Linked DNA regions of Homo sapiens: region 2 is linked to region 1. The links are chromatin loops, found by intact Hi-C in ENCODE. Cell type or tissue: gastrocnemius medialis. All regions are shown on one strand. Each heading gives the region's core, and the rest is flanking DNA. Links, peaks and the distances in the headings are about the cores only.

Region 1 (9,058 bases), core at 606-8,605:
GAAATAGATTAGCCCCAGTCCACCCTCATCGCCTATTTTCTATTACTCCAAATCCTGCTTCCATGGTAATGGAAGCTGGTTGGCCTGCCTTGCTGGTGGTTCATGCCTCTACACCCTACAAACACGAACACAACCTACGTACTGCTGTAATTGAATACCACAGACTCAGTAATTTACAAAGAAATGAAATTTATTTCTCACAACTCTGGAGGCTGGCCAGTCCAAGAGCATGGCACCAGTATCTGGCCAGGGTCATCCCATGGCAGAAGGGTGGAAGGCAGAAGTGAGCACATGAGACAGAGAGGGGAGCAGACCAAACTCCACCTTTTTATCAGGAACCCACTCCTGCAACAACCAACTCATTCCTGTGATAATGGCGTTAATCTATTCATGAGAGTGGAGCCCTCATGAGCTAATCACCTCTTAAAGGTCCTGCCTCTCAACACTGTTTCAATGGCAATTAAATTTCAGTATGAGTTTTGGAGGGCACATTCAAACCGAAGTGGCTCCAACCCCACATTTTCACTTGGGATTGCCCTAGTGGGGACTCTCTGAGGTGACCGTTCCCCTGAAGCAGATTTCTACTTGAGCTTCCAGGTGATCCATGACATCCTTTGAAATCTAAGCAGAGGAAGCCATGCTTCTATAGCCCTTGCATTTTGCATCCTTGCAGACTTAACACCAAATGTTTGCCATCAAGGTTTACCACCTATTCTTTCTGGAGCACCCAGGCTGCTTGAGCCACAGCTGGGAGGGCTGAGAGGCACTGTGCTGAAATTCAGGGAGCAGAGAGAGAGAGTTTCACTTTGTCACCCAGCCTGGAGTGCAGTGGCATGATTATAACTCACTGCAGCCTCGAACTCCTGGGCTCAAGGGATCCTCCTTCCTCAGCCTTCCAAGTAACTGGGACTACACATGCCACCACACCCAGCTAATTAAATTTTTTTTTTTTTTTTTAGAGATGAAGTTTCACTACATTGCCCAGGCTAGTGTTGAACTCCTAACCTCAAGTGATCCTCCTGCCTCAGCCTCCTGAGTTGCTGGGATTACAGGTGTGAATCACCATGCCCAGCTTGGGTAATTTGTAGGGAAAAAAAATTATTTCTCATAGTTCTGGAGGCTGGGAAATCCAAGAGCATGGCGCCAGCATCTGGCAAGTGTTATCCCATGGCAGAAGGGTGGAAGGTGGAAGCAAGCACATGAGACAGAAAGGGAAGTGAGCCAAACTCGTCTTTTTTATTGGGAACCCACTCCAAAGATAAACCCGCTTCTGTGACAATGACATTAATCGAGGGACCCATTAATCCATGAGGGCTCTGTCCTCATGACCGAATCACTTCTTAAAGGCCCCGCTTCTCAACTCTGTTACAATGGCAATTAAATTTCAACACGAGTTTTGGAGGAGACATTTAAACCACAGCAATCATTGAGAGAAGATGACAGAGACCAGATATCTACTTACATCGTGCCCAAAACCCCCAGTGGTGACTCATGGTGGACAGTTAAATGGCTGTCCAGATAGGCCATTCACTAACCCATGAGTGAGGGCAGAGACTATCTGTGTCTTGTTTACTGCTATATTCCTAGTGCCCAGCAGAGCAGATATGTGATATTTATAGGTTTGATAAATGAATTAATTAATCATAAATATAAATAATTCATTCATTCATATATTCTCAAGCCTTGTCTACTTCAGGTTGAGAATTTTGAGTTTGGACTGTGACTAAATTACCTATGGCTCCCTCAAAGGTTTGTGTCTCATTGTTTATCCCCAGGGGGTGGGGGAACAAGTCCATAAGAGCCCTAAATGCCCAGGAAGCAGGACTGACTGGGATGATCTGGTGGCCTCAGGAAGGTCACTGCACTACTATAATGGGGATCTAGTTCTGTCTGGGTCTAAAACCTGGGGCTGAAGGCAAGATGTCACGGAATTGTGACCTAGAGCTGAGATGCACCTGATTACAGTGACCCCCACACACTTTTTTTTTTGCTACCCAGAATCCATTTCTTCTCCTTCTCCTTCTTCTCCTCCTCCTCCTCTTCGTCCTCCTCCTCCTCCCCTTTCTCCTCCTCCTCCTCCTCCCCTTTCTCCTCCTCCTCCTCCCCTTTCTCCTCCTCCTCCTCCTCTTTCTCCTTCTTCGAGATGGAGTCTCACTCTGTCACCCAGGCTAGAGTGCAGTGGAGTAATCTCGGCTCACTGCAACCTCCAACTCCCGGGTTCAAGTGATTCTTCTGCCTCAGCCTCCTGAGTGGCTGGGATTACAGGTGCATGCCATCACGCCTGGTTAATTTTTATATCTTTAATAGAGATGGGGTTTCACCATGTTGGCCAGGCTGGTCTTGAACTCCTGACCTCAAGTGATCCACCCGCCTAGGCCTCTCAAAATGCTGGTATTATAAGCGTGAGCCACTGCGCCCCGGCTCTATTACTCCTTCTTCTGACAAAGCATCTGCATTTCCTTTCTATGTGTAGAGCTGTCAATCAAGGTGTCTTCTCTGCCTTATCTGGCCAAGATACAACCAAACACCCAGACTGGGCCAATCAGACTACTGGGAATCTCGCTTTGGAGCAGAGCAAAGAAAAGACCCAGAAGATGTTTGGAGCCCCTCTACTCTAACTGTGAAGCCCTGGCCAGAGAGAGAATTCCTGTGGTGGAGAATTGTCCTGGCTTCTGCCTTGTTCTGGGCCTTGTTCTCTGGGCTTCTTTTGAATTCTGTGAGCCACATACATCCTTCCAATACATTCATTTACTGCTGATGTCAACCAGAGTAAGCTTCTATTGTGAAACCAAAAAAATGGTGACTCATTGTACCTGGGTTTCCCAGAGAGGGGGCGAGGGGGCAGGGCACTGCATCCTAATTCTCAGGGGCTAACAGGAGTAGACTGCTTTCTGAGAGGGTTTGAGGGTGTTCTGTGCTCCACCAGAAACTGGGCATGCAGCCAGAACCACACCAGCCTCTGGATTGCCCAACCTGGATACTACCCATTACTGCTTCTGGAAGGAACCCCAGGCTCTAATTTGAAAACCATCACTGGGAGTTGCAACTCAGCCTCCAGGCTTCACTCCCCATCCTCTTCAGTCCATTCTATGAGGAGCTCAGCCCATCAGCTAAAAGGCAATATTCAAAATCCAGGCCAGGCACTGGCAGTCAGAATGGGGTCGGAGCTGGAGCAGGGTGAAGGCATGCGTCTGCGTTGTTGCATGGAGGGGCACTAGGGTAGGGGCTATCAGTCAGCCAGATGTACATATTTTAATATTTCAACAGCCAGTTCAACTGCACCGGTGCGCACCATCTCGCTATCAGCTTAGCACCTACAGGACTGTGGGGGTCTTGGAGGGAGGGACTCTCCAGTGTGTTCTTGTAATTCTCCTCGCCTCTCCCTCTTCTTCCCCACCTGTCTCTGCCTCGCCAGAGGTTTGCACAGAGCAGATGATTAACATATTTGTAAATAAAAATCCCAAGATAGAAGAAAGAAAATGAAGAGGAAGAGAATGGGTGCAAGGAGGGGAAGGAAGATTAAAAAGTTGGGTCTGTTCTAAAAAAAAAATCACACCATGGACCATTCCTCCTGCCGCCTCACTCCCCCACCCCAAAGTGTTCATCTACATATGCTCATTTAAAATAAGCATTAGGGGCACCCTTGAAAGAAAAGAAAAGTGCAAAATAAAGGTGATGTATGAAAGAGTGAGGGGTCATCTTGCTAGGGGCAGGGATGATACTGGCTGCCATTTATGATCTCATTTTCTGTTCACTCTATTATTTTAGGAAAGATTATTATCCCCATTTTACAGATAAAGAAAGACTCCGAAGAGGCTAAATGGTTTGCCCAAGGTCACACAGTTAAACGTGGAGATGGGACTCAACCTCTCTTTGGCTGCTTGCAAAGTTGGAGCTATATATAGCAAGCGCAAGCGCACCTGGGGAACTCCCCACATTCCAGGATTACAGCCAGGACCATTGGGACAGCGGTCCCGGGTTGGTGCTGCCACCTAGTGACAGAGAACTGCAGAGATCAACTTTCCTCCCTCTCCTCCGTTCCCCCTCCCTCCTGCATCCTCCTTTCCCAGCTTGAGAGAGTCCTGAACCATGGCAGCCAACCATCACTTGTTTGGGCAGAAGCTTGAATACAGAGAATTGACCTCTAGATGCAAGCTGGCGCCTCATTCAGCTTCCTCACTCTATCCTAGGGCATAGCTCTGAAGAGATGTTTGGGTGAGTGACCAGGAATGCAAATCTGCACAGATTTGGGCATCAACCTGGTTTCCAAACACAAGCTCTGCAGATATTTTACTGTGAAACTCCGGGTAGCCGTGAACAGGATGTTGGCTACATCCTGTTTTAGGGTGATAACTACGTTGTACCTGCACAGTCCCAATCATTGAATACCTGCTAGCTCCCCGGTAACATGTTAATAGCAGCCTCTCATTTCCTTTTTGCCCTATCTTTTTTCCTTTTATTTTAGATTCAGGGGTACATGTGCAGGCTTGTTACATAGGTAAATTGCATGTCACGGGGGTTTGGTGTATAGATTATTTCATCACCCGGGTAATACACGTAGTACCTAATACCTGATAGGTAGTTTTTCAGTCTTCACCCTCTTCCTGCCCTCCACCCTCGAGTAGGCTCCAGTGTCTGTTTGTCTTATCTTTGTGTCCTTAGCTCCCACTTACAAGTGAGAATATGCAGTATTTGTTTTTCCATTTCTGTGTTAGTTCGCTCAGGGTAATGGTCTCCAGCTCCATCCATGTTGCTGCAAAGGACATGATCTTGTTCCTTTTTATGGCAGCATAGTATTCCATGGTGTATATGTACCACATTTTCTTTATTCAGTCTATAGCTGATGGGAACTTAGATGGGTTCCGTCTCTTTGCTATTGTGAATAGTGTCTAATTTTATGTGAAGCCCAAACACCAACACATGTTGCCCAAGCTCACTGAGCAAGGCCTTCAGCCCTGATCTTCAGACTCCAAGTGCAGTGCCCTTCCTACTCCGCTGCCCTGTGCTGTGCCCCGCTCCCCCACAATTCAACTCACCCTGTGAAACCTTGTTTTTGTCAGCCTAGTCATCCAGACATGATGACTCAAGGGTCGCTGTGGAACAGGCTGTCAGGGGAGGACCTGTGTCAGCACAGTGGCTTTCTTGACCTTTATGGCAGTGGGGAGTTACCTCAGTCTAAAACGTGTGGCTGCCAAGTGACTTCAGTCTCAACTGAAGCACGGACATGATCGATGGGCAGATAAGGAAAGCCATTCCCACTCCCTGAGCTTTCCACACCTCCTTCAGCGTCTTCTCTCTTCTCCTAAGTCCAAGATCACCTGGAACATAGAAGCCACGGGTTAAAATTTTTCATTCAGACCTGGCTCTCAGAATCTTGTTGCAAATGGAGAATAAAGGGTCACCTCTAGAAGGCAAAGTGGTCTCACCAAATATGTGCCTCACCCTGTCCACAATTAATCTAGTAATGTCTCTGTCTAGTCCTGCATAATTTGTGTCAGGAAATCCACTTTAGTTACCCATAGTGATGAAATAAACACAACAGTCAGATCTGCACCTAGCACAGTGTATATAGTCAGGGCAGATACTAGGTGACAAGCTCGAAGTAGATTTTTAAACCTGAAATGTATAGATTATCCATCTAAACCGTGATTTATTTCATCTGGGGGTCATTGGGCTGCTTTGACTATCTGATGAAACTGTGGACTCCCCCGCCTCTCCCTTTATAAAACATGTTTCTTTTTTCTTTCTTTCTTTCTTTTTTTTTTTTTTTCGAGACAGAGTTTCATTCTTGTTGCCCAGGCTGGAGCACAATGGCGTGATCTCAGCCCACTGCGACCTCCACCTCCTAGGTTCAAGTGATTCTCCTGCCTCAGCTTCCCAAGTAGCTGGGATTACAGGCATGCACCACCACGCCTGGCTAATTTAATTTGTATTTTTAGTAGAAACAGGGTCTCCCCATGTTGGTCAGGCTGGTCTCAAACTCTTGACCTCAGGTGATCCACCCCCTTCAGCCTCCCAAAGTGCTGAGATTACAGGTGTGATCCACCATGCCCAGCCAAAACACATGTGTATTAATCAATTTGGATGATATGATTTCAGGGGTTTGCAGGATTCTGAAACCCATTCGTAGACCCTTAGATAAAAACTCTTCATCAGTCAACACAGCAGTCACCCAAGACTCAAGAAACAGAGCTGCTGGTAGCAAGCATGGCCCAGGACATCGGCATTGGATTGGAGTGCAGAAGCTCCCAGGTCGCCACAGTGTGGTGAGCCAGGAGGGCCTCACACTCCCAGGAGAAAGCCTACTCCACGTGAGGCAGAATCTTTGACTCGGGCCGTTTCCATCTGTCCACTCTGACACAATGTGTCATTAATGGTGAGCAGGAAGGAGTGGAGACGAAGGATGCAAAGAGGTTCGGGAACTGGATGAAGATTTATGTTATGTACATTACTTGATAACATTTTTTAAAAGGTTGAAAGCTTAATAGATTTTTTAAATGATGTACTCTAAAGATGTCCTTCTGATTATAGGTGCGGTTGCTCACACCTGTAATCCTAGCACATTGCGAAGCCAAGGTGGTTGGATTGTTTTGAGTTCAGGAATTGGAAACCAGCCTGGGCAACATAGTGAGACTCCGTCTTTACAAGAAGAAAGTTAAAAAAAATTAGCTGTATGTGGTGCATTCTTATAGTCCTAGCTACTCAGGAGGCTAAATTGGGAGGATTTCTTGAGCTCAGGAGTTCAAGGCTGCAGTGAGCTATGATGATACCACTGCACTCCAGCACAGGTGACAGAGCAAGATCCTGCCTCTTTAATAAATGCTTGAAACGCTTCAACAGCAAACAAATAAATAAAAATGTCTGTTTAATAAACGCTTTCATGCTAAAGTAGCCACGTGTCCTCTGAGGGCCGCAAATGCAGGATTAGGCAAACCTGTGTGAGATGACTGGCAGCCAGGGAATATGATCCTCAGGACATATGAACCTTTCTGCCTGCTTTCCCAAAACAAATAACCTCTTTTATACCTTGACTGATGACTGAAATCCTATTCTTAGAACTTTGTTCCTATGATGTAAGGTATTTATCACCCACCAGGTGCCTGCAAGTGCCTTGGTTTGGATTCTAAGTTGAAATGAGCCCTATTCCTTTGCAGCTCTTAGGAATCAGCTTGCCTCCCCTGATGCTTCTCTTGCACCTGCTGTCCATTCCATTTGCTTATTGATTCATTCATTCAACAAAATGTATTGAGCACTGACTTGTGTGAGACACTCTGCTAGGGAGTAACCAAGGGGCGAAGAAGAAAGCAGACCCAGCACCTGCCCTCATGGAGCCTACAGTCTGCCAGGGGAAACAAACACCAAAGAACTAATTATTCTATTTTTATTTTTTAATTTATTGAAACAGAGTATCACTCTGTCACCAGGCTGGAGTGCAGTGGTGCCGTCTTGGCTTACTGCAACCTCCGCCTCTTGGGTTCAAGCAATTCTCCTGCCTCAGCCTCCCGAGCAGCTGGGATTACAGACGTGCACCACCATGCTCAGTTAATTTTTGTATTTTTAGTAAAGATGAGGTTTCACTATGTTAGCCAGGCTGGTCTCGAACTCCTGACCTCAAGTGATCCACCCGCCTCTGCCTCCCAAAGCGCTGGAATTACAGGTGTGAACCACTGCGCCCTAATTATCCTAATTAAATAATGACAATTGTGGTAAGTGCCATGCAAAAGAAGCATCAGGAGCACATACACTCAGAACATGTGACCGATTTCAGGAAGGAAGTGACATTTCAACTGAGCCTTGAAGGAGGAGTAGAGTGAAACAGATGAGGAAGGCAGGGAAGAGCATTCCAGGCAGAAGGAAAAGCATGTGCCCAGGGTGGCCAGCATGAAGCATGGAGATTCTATCTCCTGGCCTGAGGAGCCTAGTGAGGTCCCCAAGTAACTAGAAAGATGGTCCTACCTCTTCCTAACGTCACCACCTCCAAAAGTTCTGGTGCTGTGTCCTACTTCACGGAAGGAATCCCCCATTTTTCACAGCTGGTGACCCACTGCAATCATCTGGCACAGCCCTACCCGCCTACCTGCCAGCACCCCCAGACCTTTCCTCCAGGCTTTGCCAGGAAACCACAGCAGCCTCCTAACTGCCTCTTTGTCTACTCCACATAGCAGCCAGAGAGATTCCTTTATAGCGCAAGTCCGCCACATCACTCCTCTGCTTAAAACTCCTTCAGGGCTTCTGGCCTCACTCAGTGTCCACATCCTAATCAGAGCCCACAAGGCCCTGCAAGATTTGACCCCCACTTACCTGTCTGAGCCCTTCTCCCACCAGCCCCCTGTTCTGTCTCTCTGCTCCAACCACACTGGGATCCCCGCTGTGTCTGGCCACACCAAGCACGTTCCTACCTCAGAGCCTTTGCACATGCTGTTCCCTGTGCCCGGAACACTCTTGCCCCAGATATCCATTTCCTCCCTTCTGCTCAAATGTTTTTTCCCTAACCACCATCTCACTCTTCATTGTGCTACCTCACATGATATTATGACACTTGTTTATCCATAGACTGTCTTCTCCACAGGATTATAAACTTCAAGAGGCTCAGGACCTTGTCAAGATGTTCACCATTATTTCCCCTGTGTTTAGAGCAGCACTTTCACATAGGGCTAACAATATGTTTTTATTAACATTTATGTGTTTATTTTTGAGACAGGGTCTTTGCTCTGTTGCTTAGGCTGGAGTGCAGTGGTGTGATCATGTCTCACTGCAGCCTCAACTTTCCAGGCTCAGGTGATCCTCCCATCTCAGCCTCCCAAGTAGCCAGGACCACAGGCATGCACCACCATGCCTGGCTAATTAACAATATGTTGAGTGAATCAATTAATGAATGGGTGTCACCACCCCCAGCACCACCCCACCCCCATCCTGCCTCCTCCTCATCCCTCACTAACTTTGGCAAAGGGGATGGAAGGAAATGCATGATGTCAAGACCCCATAATTCTTTCTGGTGCCCCCAAACTTTCCCAACACATTGGTCAGGAGCAGGTCTTCCTTCCTTCTTTCCCCTTCC
Region 2 (9,058 bases), core at 497-8,496, 220 kb before region 1:
AAAAAAAAAAAATGATGCATAATGGATGTACATAGTTTTGGGGCCCCCATTTTTTTTCCAATTCCTTACTTTCTGGCATTACAAGCTGCTCCAAAACTCACCTTGTGTTTTCACTGCTTTAGCCCTAGAATCAGTTATTTCTCCAAGGAGCCTGGTTCCTTTAATCAGAGAATGGTATTTAGAAACCATGTTTCTGAGTGTTGGGTGTGCTCGTTGCTACTGGGGTGTCATTGCTTCTAGGCCCTCTCAGTGAACAGTTAGGAATATTTACATATATTTATGTATATATGTATGTATGCTAACCCATGAATATGTGCATATCTATGTTTGTGTATCTGTCTATTTGTATATATACTTTTAAAAAGAGTTTGTGCCAGGCGCAGTGGCTCACACCTGCAATCCCAGCGCTTTGGGAGGCCAAGGTGGGTGGATCACCTGTGTCAGGAGTTTGAGACCGACCTGATCAACATGGTGAAACCCCGTCTCTACTAAAAACATAAAAAAATTAGCTGAGTGTGGTGGTGCATGCCTGTAGTCCCAGCTACTTGGGAGGCTGGGGAGGAGAATCACTTGAACCCAGGAGGCAGAAGTTGCAGTGAGCCAAGATCGTGCCATTGCACAGTAGCCTGGGCAACAAGAGTGAAACTCTGTCCCCAAAAAAAGAAAAAAAAAGAAAGAATTTGTATTATCTCTGACTTGAATCCAACCCTGCAGGTTTCATTCTAACCTTCTCCCTTTTCTCACTGCTGCTTTTTTCTCTGATGGTGAGAAACCTGACTCCCATTATCTATAATTTATTTACATATTTGTTCAACCCTAGTATACATGTGAAGTAGTTTCAGAATCACCAATGTAGTTCCCTATGAAAAGTAAATTTATCAACTAGAGTATAGTGTTTTTGCAGAGTTCTTTTTGCACAGTATTTTTTTAGCTTTACAGATTCCAGTCAAACACATCATTTTCCATTGTGTGTGAAGTTTGTGACAGTGAAATAAAAAAGAAAAAAACCCCATCATTTTCCAAAGTTACTTAGGTCAGCTTCTTTTTTTTCCTTCTTGATGGGCACATCTTAATATTTCCAAAGCATTTCTACATCTGGTTTCTTTTATCATATCATTGTTGGATGGGGGAAGAAGAAACCATGACATATGAAGGTTGAACTGGTTGTCTCAGGTCACATGATCAGCTGGATCATGATTAGAACTACTTTGGGCTTTGCTGGACCATACCACCTTTCCTAGAGTTGCTGTTTTCTTGGTGGGTCTGGGCTGCAAAGCCAGCTGTTGCAGAGAATGTCTGGTGAAAGGAGAAGGTGAAGTACGGCTGGGAAGCTCTGTCTTTTTTGGTCAGGCAGAATTGTCAGATGTCAGTGGGAAGGAAGCTTAGAGATCTCATGGTTCAACTCACTTTCCTTATGGATGGGGAAACTGAAGCCTAGAGAGGTGATGTACCTTGTCCAAGATGAACTAGTTGGTTAGAGCCATGGGTGGGAATAGGATTCAGAACTCTGTGCTCCCATATCTGTGCTCTTCCCACCACACTGCATGGGCTACAAGGTCAAGGGGTTGCAGGTTTGGAGAGAAAGACCCTTTGAAATTGTTTCTACAGGGCCGGGAGAATTTGCCATCATTCCCTAAATAGAGAGGTTCTTTCATACCTTAAGCATTCTGAAGTGGTCAGAGAGCTAATTAAGAAATGCCTGATGGGTCTGGAAATTTGCTTCCCACATGTTGCAACAGTAATGATCTCATCTAAAAGTGGCGACTTGAGGGATGTTGTGAATTCCAGAGCTGCCGTTTTTAAGCGTGTCATGTCCTCTCTTAATTGTCACCCTCTAGCATCTGCAAAGCTGAGGATAGTAGTGTCTATCCTGTTCAGGTCATGGAGTTATTTTAAGGCTCCTTGCTTAACTGTAAGACAGGAATCAAAGCTTTTTTTTCTTTTCTTTCTTCCTTCTAACTGCTGGTTTCCTAACCTCCAGCATAGTACATAGAACACAGTAGGAATTCAATAAATATTTATTGGATGAATGAATAAAGAATCATATGAGGTCCTTCAGTTAAAAGTACACTGTCATCTCTAAAGCACTATACAGATGTAAGGGACTGCTAATGACATTAACTAACACTCTGAATTAGGGCGAGTTGGTTACCCTCTGTGGACTTCAGTGTCCTATCTGCCATACGAGATGCTCCAGGCTCATCTTGCATTTTGGATTAAAGCTGATGATTTCTAAGGTCTCTTTCAGATCTGTAATTCTGTAATTGCAGTGATACTTATTATCAAGAGTATTTGTGAGAATTTTCAGATTGGTTTAGGATATGAAAGTATCACATGCCATCATGGACTACAGCAGAGATAACATCCTTTGCATGTGTGATTTCTAGTTGATTGGTAGTGGCTGCCTGGAATGCAATGTTGAGAAAGACTCTGAGGGTCAGCAGAATAGTGATGATTAGTGATTAGTGATGATTAGAATGATTGATTCACGATGTCTGTCAGGAACACGGAATATCAGGTAGTTGCAAGCATGCCAAATATCTGCCATCTCCAACCTAGATGCCTAAAACAGCGTTGCCCTGGAATTTCTGGCAGGAATGTTACTATTATTATTTTCTTGATTTTGCATAATAATGGAGAGAGATTGCTTGGATGAAGCCAGGGTTTCCTAGAGGTAAACAAAGAGCCCTATAGACTTGTAGTAAGACTTGCCACCGTTCTGCCTTTGATTGCCTCTCTCCTATTTTTTAATTTATCAGGCAAATAAAGATGAACATGTTCAACTGATTGATGAGAAGCACATCCAGGCCCAGGATTCTTTCTACTACTCTGGGACTCAAGCAGATACATGGCTTCTGTTCTTGAGGAAATTGAGAATGTAGAAGGATGCAAACATTCTAGACATAAACACGAACCCACTCACCCAAAAAGTACATGATGAACACCTACAGTATGCTAGGCAGGCCCAGGTAAATGGCTTGGCCCTGAAGACATAGGTGATATTTTCAGGATAAAGGTCTTCTCCCTTTCTCTTGTTTCCTTAACACTAGTTAAGTGTTAAGGAACCATTGACTGATCAGTATGTGTGGGTCCATGAGCTTTCTGAATATAACCATTATTTTCCCCAGTCTACCCAAGTGATAAGGAAATAGTAAGTTTCAGGTCTGATTCCCAGAATTCTTGATGGAAATATACAAACGAATCTCCTAAATCTCTTGTTGCACATGGGGAAAGCCAGCCAGCCGAGGAGAGACCTTCATGGGCCATTAGGTACCATCCTGTTTCTCAATGTACTTTTAAAACCCAAGGAGGCCATGAATGTGAGGATGTTCTCATTCATTCCTGCTTACCCAGATATGTGGAGAGACCTCTGCGTCTTGGTTTGGGGGTCATGTGTATTGTTCCCCCATGCCATTTCTTCATGACCGGCCAGAAATGTATCACAAATGGAGGACTGACATGACAACCCCTGCCATTCTTCTTCTAGTGGGTCCTCCTTTGCCCTAGTGACACGGGCTTCCATTTACCTTCCCTCAGGACTGGTCTTTCTCCACTGTCCAGGCAGTTTCTGAAGAGACCGCACTACCTAACCGAGTGATTACTTCAGGACTTGAAATAGCTTTTTTCCTGTCCCAGATATGACACAGTCACTTCCTCAGTAGAGCCATCACTCCAAGAGGAACAGGACGTCCTTGTAACGGAGCCAGGAAGGTCACATGATCAGACAGCCGGGGGCCTCCTGGGACCTCGTTTCCCCTTAAGCTGTTGGCAAGGACTTGTCTATGAAAGTCTGTCTATGAGAGGCCCTGGCAAGCCATCCCGAACCTACCCTCCTATAGGGTTTCAGTCCAAAGCAATTTCTGCAGGGAATAAACTTTTGATGAATGAATGACAAGCAGGGTGATTGGGGAGGATTTCTGTGGAATATCTTTGGTGATCACATAGAAATAAACCCAGCATGCACAGGCTTCCACATTAGGAGGTCAGGGGATCCCCATGATCCTGTTATCTTTGTCTTCAGTGGCACCCTTAAAGGAGGCCATAAAGTTTGGACAAGTAGCCCAATTTGCTGATTGGGGAATCCCTTGGCATAGTCTGGAGCCAGCTAGAGTAGAGAGTGAGAAACAGGGAGGAAAGATTTTCCCTAGAATTCAGGATCAGGCAAAAGAGAAAGATATTTATGAAGGCTGAAGCTCAGCCACAGCACCAGCTCCAGACCCCCAGACCTCACAGACTCATGGTCAAGTTTTACTGGGAAGTGACTGAGCACTACAGGGGAAAATATGATTTAGGCATTTATGCAGAAGCAGGGTTTGGGGAGCTGAGAAAAGTCTTCAAGAGGCCTAAAGAAGGGGAAAATTAGCTGAGTCAGAAGCCAACAAGAGGAACCTGAAGGAGAGGAACTTGGTATGTAGAGTCAGAGGCAGCCTCATGTTGGGAGAGAGAGTTGAGTGTTTTTAAAATCTTTAATGTCTGGTGCCAAGAAAGTCTTTAGGAGACATAAAGCAATTCTATATTTATTTAGTGAAACCTTCCAGTCAACTAAGAGTCACCTTTGGGATGAATGGGAGAATCCCTTTTAAATTAAATTAATTCAGTTTAAGACAAGGTTTCACTCTGTCACCCAGGCTGGAGTGTAGTGGTGCCATCTCGGCTCAGTGCAACCTCTGCCTCCTGGGTTCAAGTGATCCTCCTGCCTCAGCCTCCTGAGTAGCTGGGGCTTCAGGTGCAAGGGTCAGGTCACTACACTCAGCTAATTTTTAAATTTTTTTGTAGAGACAAGGTCTCACTATATTGCCCAGGCTGTTCTTGAACCCTTGGTCTCAAGCGATCCCCCCATCTCAGCCTCCCAAAGTGTTGGAATAGCAGGTGTGAGCCACTGCGCCCAGCCAGAATCCCTACTCAGACTAGGAAAAACTTCCAGAATACCAGGAACCCCGAGTACTAGGAATTTTCCATGGCCATCTGGTCTTGCTGCTCAGCCTCTTCTCTTTTCTCCCAGACTACAATAGCAGATAAACCCAAAGGCTCCAGGGCCTTTGATCTATGGAAGAATTGAAGCTGGTCATCACACAGGTGAGGTTGCACAACTTCAGTTTATGTCTGGGACATGGAGAAAGCTACCTGGCCAAATGGTGGACATCAGGGTTGCATTGGTTAGAGTGCACATTTGTAGGCAATAGAATTCATTCTAGCAAGTTTAAGAAGGGGTTTATTTGGGGATATTGGGAAGATCACAGAATTGTCAGAAGGGCTGAAGGAACAAGCTCTAAGCTGAAATTCCATGAACACTTCCTAGAGACACACTGCAGGATTGGGTCGGTAAGAAGCTGTTACCACTGCCAACCATGAACCATGGTTGTCTCTGCTGCAGGCAAAGAGCTGCCACTGCCACCTCCAGCCCCAGAAACCTGCTGTACCTGCTGCCATCTGGGCCTGCACCCCTTCTGTTTCCTCATGTAGCTCACTTCCAAATCAAAGTCTCATGTGGGTGCATCTAAGTGGCAAAACCTAAGCCATGTGTCTGTACCCAGCAGCAAGCAAAGCTGAGAAATGTCTACACCCACACATCTATGCAGAGAGACACAAATTCAATGTGAATATCCTTAAAATGTGGAGAGATTATGCAAAAGCTTTTGGAAGTCAAGAATGACAGATATCTACTACAAGAAGTCTGTGAACTATGGCCTGAGATGCTCAGGAAAAGGTGATCTGTTGAAAGTGCCCCACTGTGTGGGTGAAGTGATAGAGTCCCTGGTGGACTTCCCTCAATAGCATTAAGCTCAGTTCATCTTGGGCAAAATAGAGAAGTAAGAAATGCTTGTGTTCTAGGTTCTTCAATCAACCAAGTAAAACTGTTTTTACCATTTATTTATTTTTAAGATTCTTTCAAAAAGATTTGAGTCAACCATGGTATTGTTTTGCATATTACAGTACTAGTCAATTCTGGGCATCATGAAAGACACAAACAGTTACACACATGGCTTTTGATCTGAATGGGGAGCCAGGAAACACACTAATGCCATCGTTATAAACATACCAAATCCTATATAATGAGCACCAAACGAATGGCATGGATAAGTGATCACGTTGCTCAGAGGAGAGCTGTGGTTTGGGGTAGTTAGGATGGCTTTTTGGAGGAGGCAGGACCAGAGGTGGGTCTTGAACAATGAGTAGGATTTAGACAGACAGTGAAGAGGAAAAAGCAGTCCTAGGGGATAGAAATGAGGTGAGCGAAGCCTGGAGCGGATGGAGGGTGTGGCTATCAACGAGCTCCATGGGGGTGGACAGTCAATTCTAAGTCTAGGAGAAGTACAGGATTTGAATAGAAGAATTATAGATGAAAACAACAAAAACTGGAGTTGAGACCATATTTTGGAGGATCTTGGTTGCCTCATGAATTAGTCAGGACTGTTTTAGTTTCAAGTGATAGAAATCCAATTCAAATTTACTTAAGATAAAATGGAATTTATCATTTCATCTAATTAAAAAGCCCAAGGGCATGAGTATGACACATAGCTGGATCCATGTTCTCAAAAGATGTCATCAGGGCTCAGTCTCTCTCCTTCTCTCAGCTCTGGCTCATCTGCATTGATTTCATTTCCCAGGAGGCTTTCTCCATGTGGTGGTCCCTGGCAACTCTAGGCTTACGTCACCTCAGTTCAGCCATCTCTTGCCAAATATTTCCAGAAGAATTCTCAGAATTCTTAGGACTGAGGCTGGTTGGTTGGCTCAGTCTGGGTCATGAACAACTATCCTCTAACCCTGCTGGAACTACAACCATGACCAGAGGGATGTGGGCTTTCTCACTGACCAGGTCTGGGACGTGGCCCAAGAGGGCAAGTTCATCTCCACCCCAACCATATGGAGGAATGGCCACTGTAGCAGATGCTGCCAGTGCCCCATCCTTATCCCCTTGGTCCTTACCATTTCGGTGGATGCTGGTTTAATTTTCTACTGTTAACACCCTCATGTCTTTGCCTGAGGGCTTTCTCTCACCACCAGAGCCCACTCTGAACACATTCAAGAAAGGCCAGAAATGCCAGGGAGTTAACACTTCCTAAGAGCAGTCCTTGGCCAATGGCTGTTGGAGTTGGAGGATGAATACCCCATTTTTTTTTTGTCTCGGGTGAGATGACTCTGTGGCTCATGTTCTACAGTGTTTCTCAGAGTTCCCCAGTAGGATTAAGTTCCAGTTGCTCAGTGTGGTCACTTGAATGATGATACACTCTGCATTGACTTCCTTCCTTCTCCATCTTACTTTCCTACTTGCCTACTGGTATTTCCCAGAACTTCCTCCCAAATAAATTCTCACACTTGAATCTGTCTAAAGGTCTGCTTTTGGGGAATCCAAATTAAGATATTCCCCAATGGAAGACCAGATGCTGTTGCCAAGATAAGGGAAAATGGATACTGGGTAGATAAGAACAATGGATGTCAGCCTCTCTTGGTTAAAAGATTTGGGAATTTAGCTGGGCACAGTGGCTCATGCCTGTAACCCCAGCACTTTGGGAGGCTGAGGCACATGGATCATGAGGTCAGGAGTTCAAGACCAGCCTGACCAACATGGTGAAACCCCGTCTCACTAAAAATACAAAAAACTAGCTGGGCATGGTGGCGCGTGCCTATAATCCCAGCTACTCAGGAGGCTGAGGCAGGAGAATTGCTTGAACCCAGAAGGTGGAGGTTGCAGTGAGCCGAGATTGCACCACTGCACTCCAGCCTGGGTGACAGAGTGAGACTCTGTCTCAAAAAAAAAAAAAAAAAAAAATTTGGGATTTTAATTTTTTTTTTGCCTGGGACTGTATTTGTCTGCCTCTTCCTAGAGGTAGGCAGTGAGTCCACTGATGGGAAGGCCACAGCCTACTCACTGTGGTGGTCACAGACCTGGTGCACAGCAGATGCTAAAAGTATTTGTTGTACTGAATTGAATTTTATAGTCAATGAAGAATCATTAAATAATTTTGTGAACTCAGAACTGGAAGAATGTGTTTTGTTTGTTCACCAAGATTCTGTAACCTGGTGGCAGTGTGGAGGATACATTGGGGAAAGGGAAGATAGAGAGACTCATTCAGAGGCGATCACAGTAGTTTGGGCTTGAGATGATAAGAGTCGGGACCAGGTAGTGGATGCAGGAGTGTGAAGAAAAGGTCAGAGGGGTGAGACTGGGCATCGGTGGAATATGGGCAGGAGATGAGACCATGGCTTAGTAAGGAGAATGATAATTTCTTCAGGAGTTGCTCATCTGGCCAGGACATAGCATAGTTGCCCAGTTTCCTATTGTTAGGGGATTTATAGAATTTCTACCATAGTTCTTCTTCTGAGGAGAGTGTGTGTGTATGTTGGCAGGGGGTGATAGCTGGAAAAGGAGTTATCTAAGGGCAAAAATTTATTAAGGTCTGTGATGGTTAGTTGTATGCATCAACTTGACTGAGCCATGGGGTGCCCAGATATTTGGTAAACATTATTTCAGGTGATTCTGTGAGGGTGTCTTCGGATAAGTCTTCCACATTTCAGTTGATAACTGAGTAAAGCAGATAGTTCTCCCTAATGTGGGCGGGTTTCCTCCAGTCAGTTGGAGGCCTGAATAGAACAAAAGGCTGACCCTCCCTGGAAGAAGAGGAAATTCCTCCTATTGACTGTCTTCAAGTGGGAACATTGGTTTTTGGGTTTTTTCTTGCCTTCGGACTCGAACTGCAACATCGGCTCTTTCTGGGTCTTGAGCCTGCAGGCCCTCACACTGGATCTACACTATCAGCTCTCCTGGGTCTCAAGACTGCCCACTGCAGATCTTGGGATCTGGCAGTCTCCATAATTGTATGAGCCAATTTCTTTCTTTCTTTCCTTTTTTTTTTTTTTTGACATGGTTTTGCTCTGTTGCCCAGACTAGAATGCAGTGATGCGTTCATGGTTCACTGCAGCCTCGACTTCCTGGGCTCAAGTGATCCTCACACCTTAGTCTCCCAAGGACCTGGGACTAAAAGCATGCACCACTATGCCTGGTTAACTTTTAATTTTTTTGTAGAGACAGGGTCTCACTATGTTGCCAAGGCTGCCA

The links. Hi-C counts contacts between places; a loop is a spot of excess contacts. Peaks named below come from ENCODE experiments on the same cell type or tissue, not always from the same donor. Only the 100,000 strongest peaks of a DNase experiment are listed, where the experiment ranks them.
Region 2: a loop joins it to region 1, with 3 times the contacts of the local background. A loop is called at or near these places in 2 of 110 quality-filtered maps.

Annotation. Positions count from the first base shown.
Region 1 is chr14:75,557,155-75,566,212 of GRCh38, forward strand. It overlaps LOC107984653 (a long non-coding RNA gene), which reads left to right and starts at 1,017. Exons shown (of 2, transcript XR_001750830.1): 1 at 1,017-1,052; 2 at 2,474-2,764. RefSeq lists enhancers at 2,658-2,817, 5,123-5,202. In gastrocnemius medialis, for the core only: a CTCF peak has its summit at 3,987 (motif pointing left); DNase peaks (open chromatin) are centred at 2,913, 3,947, 5,109 and 6,927; H3K27ac peaks cover 6,711 bases.
Region 2 is chr14:75,337,481-75,346,538 of GRCh38, forward strand. No RefSeq gene overlaps it. Among named protein-coding and RNA genes, the nearest start is that of LINC01220, 48 kb to the left of the region's middle. In gastrocnemius medialis, for the core only: no CTCF peak of the experiment used is centred there; DNase peaks (open chromatin) are centred at 3,701 and 6,651; H3K4me3 peaks cover 1,122 bases; H3K27ac peaks cover 4,756 bases.